Regions from separate parts of the Homo sapiens genome. Here region 2 is linked to region 1. The links are chromatin loops, found by intact Hi-C in ENCODE. Cell type or tissue: endothelial cell of umbilical vein. All regions are shown on one strand.

Region 1 (5,000 bases):
CCCGGGGAGGACTGTTTTGGAACAGTTGGGTGACTTAACTGTATAACCGCTCTCCCGCGCCTTCCTTTTGGGGGAGACCGACAGGATAATGGATTTGAGTCCACACACCTGCCTCAGCAAAGGGATTTTTTTTTTTTTTGAGGCTCAAAGTCAATGGTGTATTAATTAAGGGGGAACAGCTGCTACCGCAGCTCTTATGATAAGTCAGTGACAAATGGCCATGTTTACCATCTTCTTGAGTCGAGACTCCGGAAGGTGGCCTGGAGCTCCTTGGTGGATGTCCATGGCTGAGATTTGTGGGGTACAGCCTCCCCTTCCCTGCCCCTGAAGCTTCTTTATCGGTGTCCACTGTGGCCCGAGAGGGCCGTCTGTCACCGAGAAAAGACAGGTCTGCAGCCCAGGGAGCTCTCTGAAGGGATTTGGGCAGAGAAACTGGGATCTCAGCAATCACTCCAGCCCACAGATGCCCTTGGACAAACCCACCGCCCCATACTGTCCCTTGTGAAATAAGAGCTGCTTGAAAGGGGACTTGGCCCTGAGAAGCTGAGGAAGGTGGAAAGCCTGCTCTGAAATGTCTGCAGCCTGAGTGAGGCCGAGGACACACCTCGGGGCCTCTGCGCCAAGGCGCTCTGTGTTCCAGAAAGGAAGAAGCTGGGCTGGCAGGGGCCTTTTGTTATTTAGTTTATTTTGATCTCGCTCCTGCTCTCCAAACAGCTTCACAGAAATAGAGCCTTGCATTAGCTCCCTTCTCGGCTTAAAACAAAACGTGGCAGAGGGAAAGTCTTTCATGAGGAACAGAAAAGGGAAAGACAGGCTCATTTTTTCCCGAGTTGCGTTTCCAGGTCCTTTGACTATGGACCCAACTGTGTGACTCTAGTGACGAGGATAACAGGCTGGTGCTCACTGTGAACGGGAAAGGTGACCACAACAGCCCACAAGCCCCATGGGGCATGGCAGGACTGGCTGCCTTCTTGGGGTGACTGACCTTGGGGCCTCTGCAAAAGGAAGGACAGCAGTGAGATCCAGAAGCACACTCAGCAGCCCTGGCAAGGGAACCCTCATGTGCCTGCCAGACCGCATGGGTGGGCAATGAGTGGGCTTCCCTATGGTTGGGCCTCAGAGGAGACAAAGAAGTCGGCCTCATGAAGGGACGCTACCAGCTGCTGGGAAGCCCCATCCAACCTCACCCTGTTCTTTCTTCCTCCTCCTCCCAGGGCTGGTGCTGAGCACCTGAGGGGAACCTCTGGGTCTTGAGGGGAGGCAGAAATGGAGCCAAAGGAAAAAGGCCCCACTAGCCCCCACTTCTGGCCACCCACTGGGACCAAGGAGGCACCCTGCATGCTGCAATCCTCATAGCCACTCTGTAAGACAGGGTCATCACACGTTACAAATGTGGAAACTGAGGCTGTGAGAGTTATGCAGCTTACTCGAGAACTGGTCACTGGGTGGCAGAGGCCAGAGGTCTGGGAGGAACTGCAGAGCCCACGTCCTGCTGTCTCTCCCACCTTCCCTTCCAGCCACCTCCCAGAGCTGGTGCTTAAGGAGTCCACACATTGCCATTCCTTAGACATAGCTTTGGGGGAAGGGAAAGAACCATGGGCAAGAAACATCCGTTTTTAATAAATAGTTTATTCATCCAGCAGTTTCAGCCCTGATACTGAAGCCTGTTGCGGTGTTTCTTATTTTTCTGGCTGGAGCCTGATTATGAGAACATGGCCTCACCACGGGGCCAGCGCTCAGATTCCTGCCCTGCCGATCATCCAGACATCAGAGGAAATGAGAGTATTGCTCAAATGAGGGAGACTGGAGCTTTATTAAGGAAACAAAAAATACCAGTAAGACTAGAGAGGGGTGGTTAATGTTTCTGGAGGCAGCTGTGGAATTTCCTGTTTGCTCCCCCTCTCCTGCCTGCCGCAGATGAGGACACACGGGGAAGACTCGCTGGAGAGGCTTCTCGCACTTAATAAGGCCCCCCGTCGGGGTGCTTCTGGAGCCTGCCTCCCAGGGAGCAGGCTGAGGAGCTGGCGGGAGGGCCGGTGGGCGGCGGCGCGGACGCTGCTCCCTTGTGGCCGGCAGGGGGCAGCCTGCAGCCACTGCGCCTCTCCCGCCGCCAAGAGCCGCGGCCGGGGTAACAGAAACGCCGGCTGCGCTGAAGTTCTTGTTAAACAGCCCCGCGTCGGGGCTGTGGTCACAGTAAAGCAAGGCGATCTTCGCACACAGCAAGTGCGAGGCTCTGGGCCCTGACGCAGGGCTCCCAAGCTCCCGGAATCGGCGTTCTGGCTGCAGGCCTGGTCTAGAGTCGCAGCTTCTGTGAGAAGCAACACTGAGGCGGGCCCGCCCGCCCTGGGGCTGCCCGACCCTCCTCTCTGCTCTCAGCCCCAGTCCCTACTTCGGGATCCTCCCAGGAGGCTGTGCCGGCTGCTCACTCCTCCTGACCTGAGGGACCGTGTGTCTGGGCCTGGTGTTTCTAGACGGTCCCCCCTACAGTCACTTGTTCTAATTTCTAGCACCTTCCCTCTTCAGGATAGAGGCCCAGCCAGCCAGAGCACAGGCTTTCTCCCTTCACCCTGGAGCTCTCAAGTAACAACCCCCTGAAGGCACATGGACCAAGCTGCTCCCCATCCCGCCACCCGAAACACCATCCCTGCCCCACCTCCCAGGTGACAGACTCCCTGGCGTGGCCATGCCCCAGCCCACCAGCCCCACGCTTGTCAGCTGGGCCTGACAGCTGCTGCTCTTGTTTTCTATTCATGAAAACTCAACCCTTCTCCCCGTTTCTGCCAGCACAACAGGGCAGAGTCTGGGCTATCACCCTGGCTTCTCCCCCTCCCTTTAAAGGAAGCCCACATTTTCCTGCGAGCCGAACTCCTCTGAAGAGTATGGCAGACCTTTGGAATCGTGTCAGGACGAGACTGAAAGTCAAGGCAAGTGTGAATTCAGCACCGCAGGCCTGGTGACCCTCCTGTGCCTCTGGAGTGGGCTGTCCTGGGACAGGCTGACCGGGAACAAGTCCCCGCCCGGGGCTTATCGCTCTGAGTCAGAGAAGGAAGAGGGCTTAGTCCATCTCCACACCAGCATGTCCTCTCCTGCAACGCGGTGGGACTCCGTCTGGATCCGGGATTCGTTGGAGGCCAGGAACTCCACAGCTCGGTCCCAGACACGCTTCATGCGCCTCCTGCAATGAGAGGGACGGGGCTCTGCCTGGCACTGCCGAGGTGAGCCAGCCTGTGGATGCCCCTCCTACAAAGGGCACACATTTCCAGGCTCTGGCATGGAATTTATGTAAGAGAGGAAAAGCTGGCAGGTACTAACATGACAACTGCAGAGGAGAAAAACGTCTTGGGCCATAGAGAAATGATTCCTCAACCTTCACTGATCCAAACACATTCAATTAAAGGGAGCTAAAGGGCCGAGGTGTCTGGAGCACCCCCAGGTCTCCAGGTGTGCAGGGCTGTGCTAGGCTAGCTGACTCTTGCTGGGACCTGTTGCCTGCGCAGCCCTTGCCAAGCCAGTTCCAGTACCCCGCCAACTGCATCTTGATGCTGCTCTGGGTGGGCTCATTGAAGAGTGAGCACTGGGCTGTTTCATCTAAGCTCCACAGCACTCCAGGGGATGGGATGAGCTAAGCATCAGACGGGGGAGGCCAAGAAGCTGGAGCTGCTCTAGGGAACCAGAGCCACAACGGAGGGCCCCTTCAGTGGCCAGAGTCCCTTCTCTGCTGGGTCTCTAGGGCCTTGCACCCCCCTGGACAGCCTTCCCCTCATCTCTTCTTCCCCCCTTCCAGACTGGACAAGAAGGTTCCAAAGCCATGGGGGAGGGTCACTTTGATCTTCTCCCTTTGTGAAGCATGGTATTGCACAGCCCCCAGCCTTTTCTCATCACTGCAGCCCACCTCCCCATGACACCACACGTGGAAAGACAGTGACTGTGAGTGTGTACGCATGGGAGCAGAAGGGGAGGACAAACGGAGGTGGCCAGTGAGTCAGGAGGCGGGGGGGGGGCTAGGGCTTCCCCAGGGGTCAGGACCTGTCACCAACCAAACCCCATGGGCCTATTCAGCAGCCCCAACTTGGCTGGTCTGGCCGAGGCCACACATTCCCTGGGGACTGAGCTCCAAGGTGCTGGGTCCCTGAGCAGGAAGCGGCCAGTGTTGAGTGGGCAGTGTCTCACTCCAGCCCCTCCTTCCCAGGCCAGTTCTTCTCATCTCCCTCAGTCTTTCCCAAGCAGGCCCTCATCTACAGGGCAGACCTGACTGGCTAGCCAATGTCTCCTGACGTGGGGAGCTTGGCCTGGACTGACTGGGTGGCTTGGGAGGTAAGTCAAGAGAGCAAACAGAGCATGGGCGTCTGGGGTTCACATGGCTCTGACCCTGAGGGCCGGCTACCTGAGTGGCAGCAGCTCTGGGTATCTATGCTAATGCACGAAGGCTTGGGTGGTAGCTCCGGCTGCAGGCAAGCTGCAGTGCCGTCTCATGCTCTTATTTAAGCAAATATGTGTGTGGAATATCATTTAAGCCCAAGGCATAATGGCTACCCTTGGATGATGCCCACGTGCTAGGCACTGACTTTTTTTTTTTTTTTTTTTTTGAGATGGAGTCTCACTGTGTCACCCAGGCTGGAGTGCAGTGGTGTGATCTCAGCTCACTGCAACTTCCGCCTCCCGGGTTCAAGTGATTCTCCTGACTCAGCCTCCCGAGTAGCTGGGACTACAGGTGACTGCCACCATGCCCGGCTAATTTTTGTATTTTTAGTAGAGACGGGGTTTCACCACATTGGCCAGGCTGGTCTCAAACTCCTGACCTTGTGATCTGCCCGCCTTGGTCTCCCATTTTTTTTTTTTTTTTTGAGACAGGGTCTCGCTCTGTCACCCGGGCTGGTGTGCAATGGCATGATCTCGGCTTACTGCAACCTCCACCTCTTGGGTTCAAGTGATTCTCATGCCTCAGCCTCCTGAGTAGCTGGGATTACAGGTGCATGCCACCATGCCCGGCTAATTTTTGT
Region 2 (5,000 bases), 68 kb after region 1:
GTCTGCTCAGTTTTCACATTGCCTTCTCCTTTGTGTCTAACTTCTCTGTGTGTGTGTAAAGGATACTTGTGATGGCATTCGAGACCTACCCAAATTATCCAGAATAAGCTTCTCCTTCCAAGATTCTTAACTTAATTATATCTTTTGCCATATAAGGCAACATTTGCTTTTTTGGCATGTAAGGTAATATTTGCAGGTTCCAAGTATTAGGAAGTGCATATATCATTGGGAGAGAGGCATTTTCTTCAGTCTACCACACCGTCCTTTACAGCTCAAATCCCAGAGGACCAGTTCAGGCAAAAGTCTCAGGAGAGGGCTCTAATTAGCCAGCTTCCATCATGTGCCCACTATTCGAGAATTGATGCATAATATAGTTTGGCAAGAATGTGGGTGTGTGTGGGAGATAGCCTGGAACGGTTTGCCAGGGGTGAGCCTCAGAAAGCCTCCGAGACAAGGCTGAGGCACTGGGGCTCCATTTAGCAGGTCACGGGGGAATGGGAGGTGTCCAGGGGTGTTCAGCAGGGGAACCCTCCAGGGACAGGAGAGAGGGGAGCTGCAGGGAGGCCTGGGGGAGGTGGCTGGTGTGGTGATGAAGGTAGAGGAGTGGGTTGAAAGGTAGGAATGACAAGCAAGGGCCACATCTGAGAGGAGTCTCAGGGGATGGAGCAGCAGATCTCATAGACTGGGGAGGGGGCTGTGACACAGACAGGGAAGGCGGCAGGAGGCAGTAGTTTGCGGGCAGAGGGAGGAGGGGTCATTCCCTTGGAGACATCCTGAGTTGAGGCGATGGAGATGAGTCCTTCATTAGCTTTTGAGGCTCTGTGAGGCTCTGTGAGGCTCTGGCCAAGTCGACCCTGAAGTCAGACTGGGCTAAGATCTTCTCCAAGGCAGAGGAGCAGAGAGAGCCTGTCTTGTCTTCCTGACACATTGTGGAATGCAGCCTCCCTTTCCCGGGTCTCCCTGCGGATTGCATGCCAGGGCAGGCGGGTGTTTGGCCTGGAGTGTGTGCTCCCTCCCACCTCCCCGCCTCCCCACGCCTGCCGGAGTGGTAGTTCCTTCATCTTCCAGGAGCGGGGAGTAGCAGCAGATGAACTCTTTAACAAGCAAAAGGGAGAGAGCAGTTCCACAGGCAAGGGTTTCTGCTGAGGGAGCTGCAGCCACAAGGCCGAGCAGCTCCTGGGGTTGGCATCTCTCAACCCCTCAGTCCTGCCCTGGGCTAGCAGCCTGCAGGCAGGGCCCCCTGTCAGGGGGAACTGAGCCTCAGTGCACCTCACCCCAGCGAAAGTTCCCCCAGGGAACCTGCAGCCACAGTGTTTGTGTCACAACTGTATTTTGAAGAGAGGGACATTCTAGGTACTCCGGTTTTATTAATACAAGATGCTGGGATCCCCAGAAATTAGCTCAAGGAGAGACAAAGACTTCAGCCTCCCCTGAGAGCTGATCAGAGATGGCTGTGCTGACCCAGGGTAGGTAGAGACTGGGAGTGGGTGAGGTCCACCCCACCACTGACTTCCCCACTGGATGGAAGCCTCCGTGGCTGCTGGCTGCTCCTGTTATAAGAGGCCCTGTGAGAATGTAGGGAGAGCTGGGCTTCATCTCACAGCCCCTAAGATCCACCCCCACTCCTCTTCCCCAGACAGGCACATGCACGTGCATACGTGCGCACACACGCAGAGTCATGCACCTCGCTCTTCAGTCCTCGCTCCCCTTCCACTGCCCCTCCTGTGTTTACACAGCTTCCCCCCAGGCGAGGCCTTAACTGAGAGCAGTCAGCCCACACTGGCTGCAAAAGATGGGCCACGTCGGCCTGTGGGGTCTCTTGGGAATCTGGAATTGGGCTCTGAGATATGTGCTTGGACTCAGCATCCATTCCTTGCCTTCTGCTGCTGCAGAGGCTACAAAGCTAACAACAGTGTGGCTCCCGTGCACCTAGGGTTTTTGTTAATGAGCTAGGTTCTGCTGAATGCAGACACCCACATGAGGCCTGCAGGGCAGAAGTGAGGCAGAGCCAGCTTCCTCATCCGTTAGCTATTCGCCGGTGGCAGGTAGGCTCATGGACACACGAATTTTCCTTCATGGCATTCCAATGTCCAGGCACCAGCTTTATGGGGCCCAGACGTCATATGGTGGTGACAGCAGCTTCAGACGATGGATGGCAGCTAGAGTGGTGTGTTCGGTGGTGGCTCTGATTCCTCCCCTTCCTGATGGGGCCAGTTCAGCTGTTCCATACTCATTCCTGGGTGCAAGCCTAATGCCAACTGCTACAGCACCTCCAATGACTTTTTAAGCACCTAATTCCCCATGTTAATTGCCTCTCTGCTTCAAATCCCCACATGCCTTCTGTTTCCTGCACTTAAACCCTGATTGAAACAGATACAAACGCACTTTGTACAAACAGTCGGACTTTTAGCACTAATCTAACAGGTCATGAGAGGCCCAGGCCAGGGCAACCAGGAAGGGCTCCACAAAAATGAAATCGGGAGCACAGAGGTCTGCAGAGAGGGCCCCCCTACACACACACACCCCTCCCATGCAGAGGGGAGCTTTCTCCCTTCCTGATGCTTCCGCATTTGGGGTCCTGGGCCACAGGTAACCTTGTGTGACATGATAACATATAGGAATGTTAATTCATATTCCACGGCTCCTCTCCATCCCCAACCTTGGCCGCTTCCGTTCAGTAGTCAGCAGGACAGCTCAGCTGTAGTCTCAAGGAAGAGATGACTCAGCATAAAGAGAGAGACAGCAGTCTGTGCTTGGGTTCTGAGTTTCCAAACCCAGGCCTCAAGGGGAAACGGAAATGACTCATGTGGATAAACAGTTTGGTAGCTTGGGGGCATGTGGGATGACAGAGAGCAAGTGTGGCATCTTCCTCCCCTCTTCCACGCACACACAGAGGTTTCTGGATCCAGAGTTAAGGGAGAGGCAGGGGAAAGTAAGCAGGGTCTGGATAGTTTGGCCTCTCAGAAAGATGAGTCCTGAGGTTACCTGGGACCTTTCAGCTTGGCTCACTCTGCTACCTCATTGGGTTGCTCAAGGTCCCAATTCCAAATTCCTTGCATCTAATTGGCATAGCTCATCTTTTTCAGGCAGGTCCCAAGTCAGAGGTCAGGGCCAGGCTATGAGGAGATAGTCTGGCTCACGTGACCGCCTCTGGCCTAATCAGCTGTGGCCAGGAGCTGCGTCACATGGACTGAGGAATGGGGTGTCTGAGGCTGGGCAGGGCAAAGGCAGGGAGAGGGTTCTCCTAGAACGGGAACAGCTCCTGGCACGGAGAGACAGTACCTCAAGGCAGGGCCTGCAGGTTATAGGTGTTTTGGTGACTCCTTCACCTCATCAGTCTGTAATGGAGCCACTAAGGTGTCAGCTCCAGGAACTAGGAGTTGCGCCAGATGGAATATTTATTTGCTTTTGAATTCTTCCGTGTTGCAAGAAACTACTGCTTTGTTAAGAATTCCAGGTATTCCAGCTGTAAATTTCATGCTCCAGTCTCTGTTAATGCAGTGCAAGTTTGGGCCTGTCACCTGATTGTACTGTGCCTCAGTTTCCCAACTTATAAATAATACACCTCTTGGGAGGCTTCTGTGAAATTCATCAGCATAAAAATGCTATGGAAAAGCCTAAAGGAGACCCTACAAATGCAAGGAATGGTCAGTCCTCCTCCTCCCTGTCTCTCTTCCAGTTAGGTCCCCAGTCCCAGGCCCCCACTCCCATGCTACCCATGGCCCCCTCAGACCCTAGGTGGAGAGAGGAGGAGACCCCTTCACCCCTGGGGCAGGCACAGTGAGGGGCCCAGGCTGGGCAGGGCAGTGAGGTTCTGATGAGCCTTTCCTGTGATGGATGGCCCGCCAGCTGGAGCTGCAGTTCCAATTTGCTCCACATTTGGACAGCGCTTTACCCACAATTCAGCTTCTCAGGCCCACAAATCACTCTGCACAATCAGACCAAGGAGGCAGTGGGGAAGACAGGAGAAAGAGGTCCAGCAGCTCCTGGAGGACCCCGGGCTGGGGAGAGGGGCTGTGGGGTTGGAGTGCACACTATGTGAGGTCTGGATCCATCCTGGGCCCCCTTTCCTTCCAAGCCCATCTCCTGCAAGCTCTAGCCACCCCACGGTTCCAGATGGCATGCTTCATTGGGTCCTAGCCTTGTGCCCTCTTCCCAGCCCCCACTTCCCCCTGGAAACAAGAACAAGGATCCCTGCACTTATTGTCCCACTGCCCCAGACCATCTTCTGTCCAGCCCAGTGCAGCTCCAGCTATGTTGCAGAATCTCCAGGGCCTCCCACTGCCTCCCACCCCTCCATGGGACAGACCCACGCCACTTCCAGACCATAGAAGTTAGGACTAGTCAAACAGTCATTCACTCATCCTTTCACTTATTCCTTCCAAAAACATTGATTGAACATTCACTATGTCACAATGGTGAGCAAAACCTTGGAGCCCGTAGTCCAGTGACATTAACGAAACAATTAGAGAATTGTACAACTTCAAACCAAGACAGTGGCTGAGGAGAAAAAGATCCTGGGAGCAATGAGGGCATGGAAGTGAGGGGTCTACCAGGGTCTATGGTCTCTCTTAACTCCCTTCCTTTCAAGCTTTGTTTAGGCTCACCTCCTCCAGGAAGCCTTCCCTGATTGCTGCATCCATCTATTATTAATGGGTACTTCATGGTGGGTCTCTGGATTCAAGACCCTTCCGGTGTCTTGCCTTTCTGTTAAGTCCCCCATAGGTGAAGACACTCTGAATACACAGGGTCGGCCTACCCAAGTGTGGCCTAGGTACCACCAGTGCCTCCTCAGGACTCAGCTCAGAGGCTTTCTCCACCAGGAAGCCTTCCCTGGCATGTGACCTGGTCCTGGAGACCCTCTTCTGGCCTCCACAAGTCCCTGGACCCAGAGGGCATTGGCACTGCCCCCCTCACCTCCACCAAATGCCTCAGGGGCACCAGCTTTACTCTAGGGGATGCAAAGAGCTCTCCTGCAGTCCTGTGCCTGCCCCCTTCTT

The links. Peaks named below come from ENCODE experiments on the same cell type or tissue, not always from the same donor. Only the 100,000 strongest peaks of a DNase experiment are listed, where the experiment ranks them.
Region 2: it touches region 1 in a loop (4-fold over the local background); 9 of 110 quality-filtered maps call a loop at or near these places.

What each region holds. Positions count from the first base shown.
Region 1 is chr6:33,769,604-33,774,603 of GRCh38, forward strand. It overlaps LEMD2 (LEM domain nuclear envelope protein 2), which reads right to left. Exons shown (of 9, transcript NM_181336.4): 9 at 1,610-3,175. The coding sequence ends at 3,025. Among named protein-coding and RNA genes, the nearest start is that of LEMD2, 17 kb to the right of the region's middle. RefSeq lists enhancers at 173-707, 3,242-3,940 and silencers at 549-843, 1,985-2,034, 2,055-2,124. In endothelial cell of umbilical vein, a CTCF peak has its summit at 2,064 (motif pointing right); DNase peaks (open chromatin) are centred at 1,868 and 2,948; H3K27ac peaks cover 3,074 bases.
Region 2 is chr6:33,837,466-33,842,465 of GRCh38, forward strand. No RefSeq gene overlaps it. Among named protein-coding and RNA genes, the nearest start is that of MLN, 36 kb to the left of the region's middle. RefSeq lists enhancers at 1,551-2,485, 2,182-3,381, 3,421-4,355. In endothelial cell of umbilical vein, no CTCF peak of the experiment used is centred here; a DNase peak (open chromatin) is centred at 2,786; H3K27ac peaks cover 1,544 bases.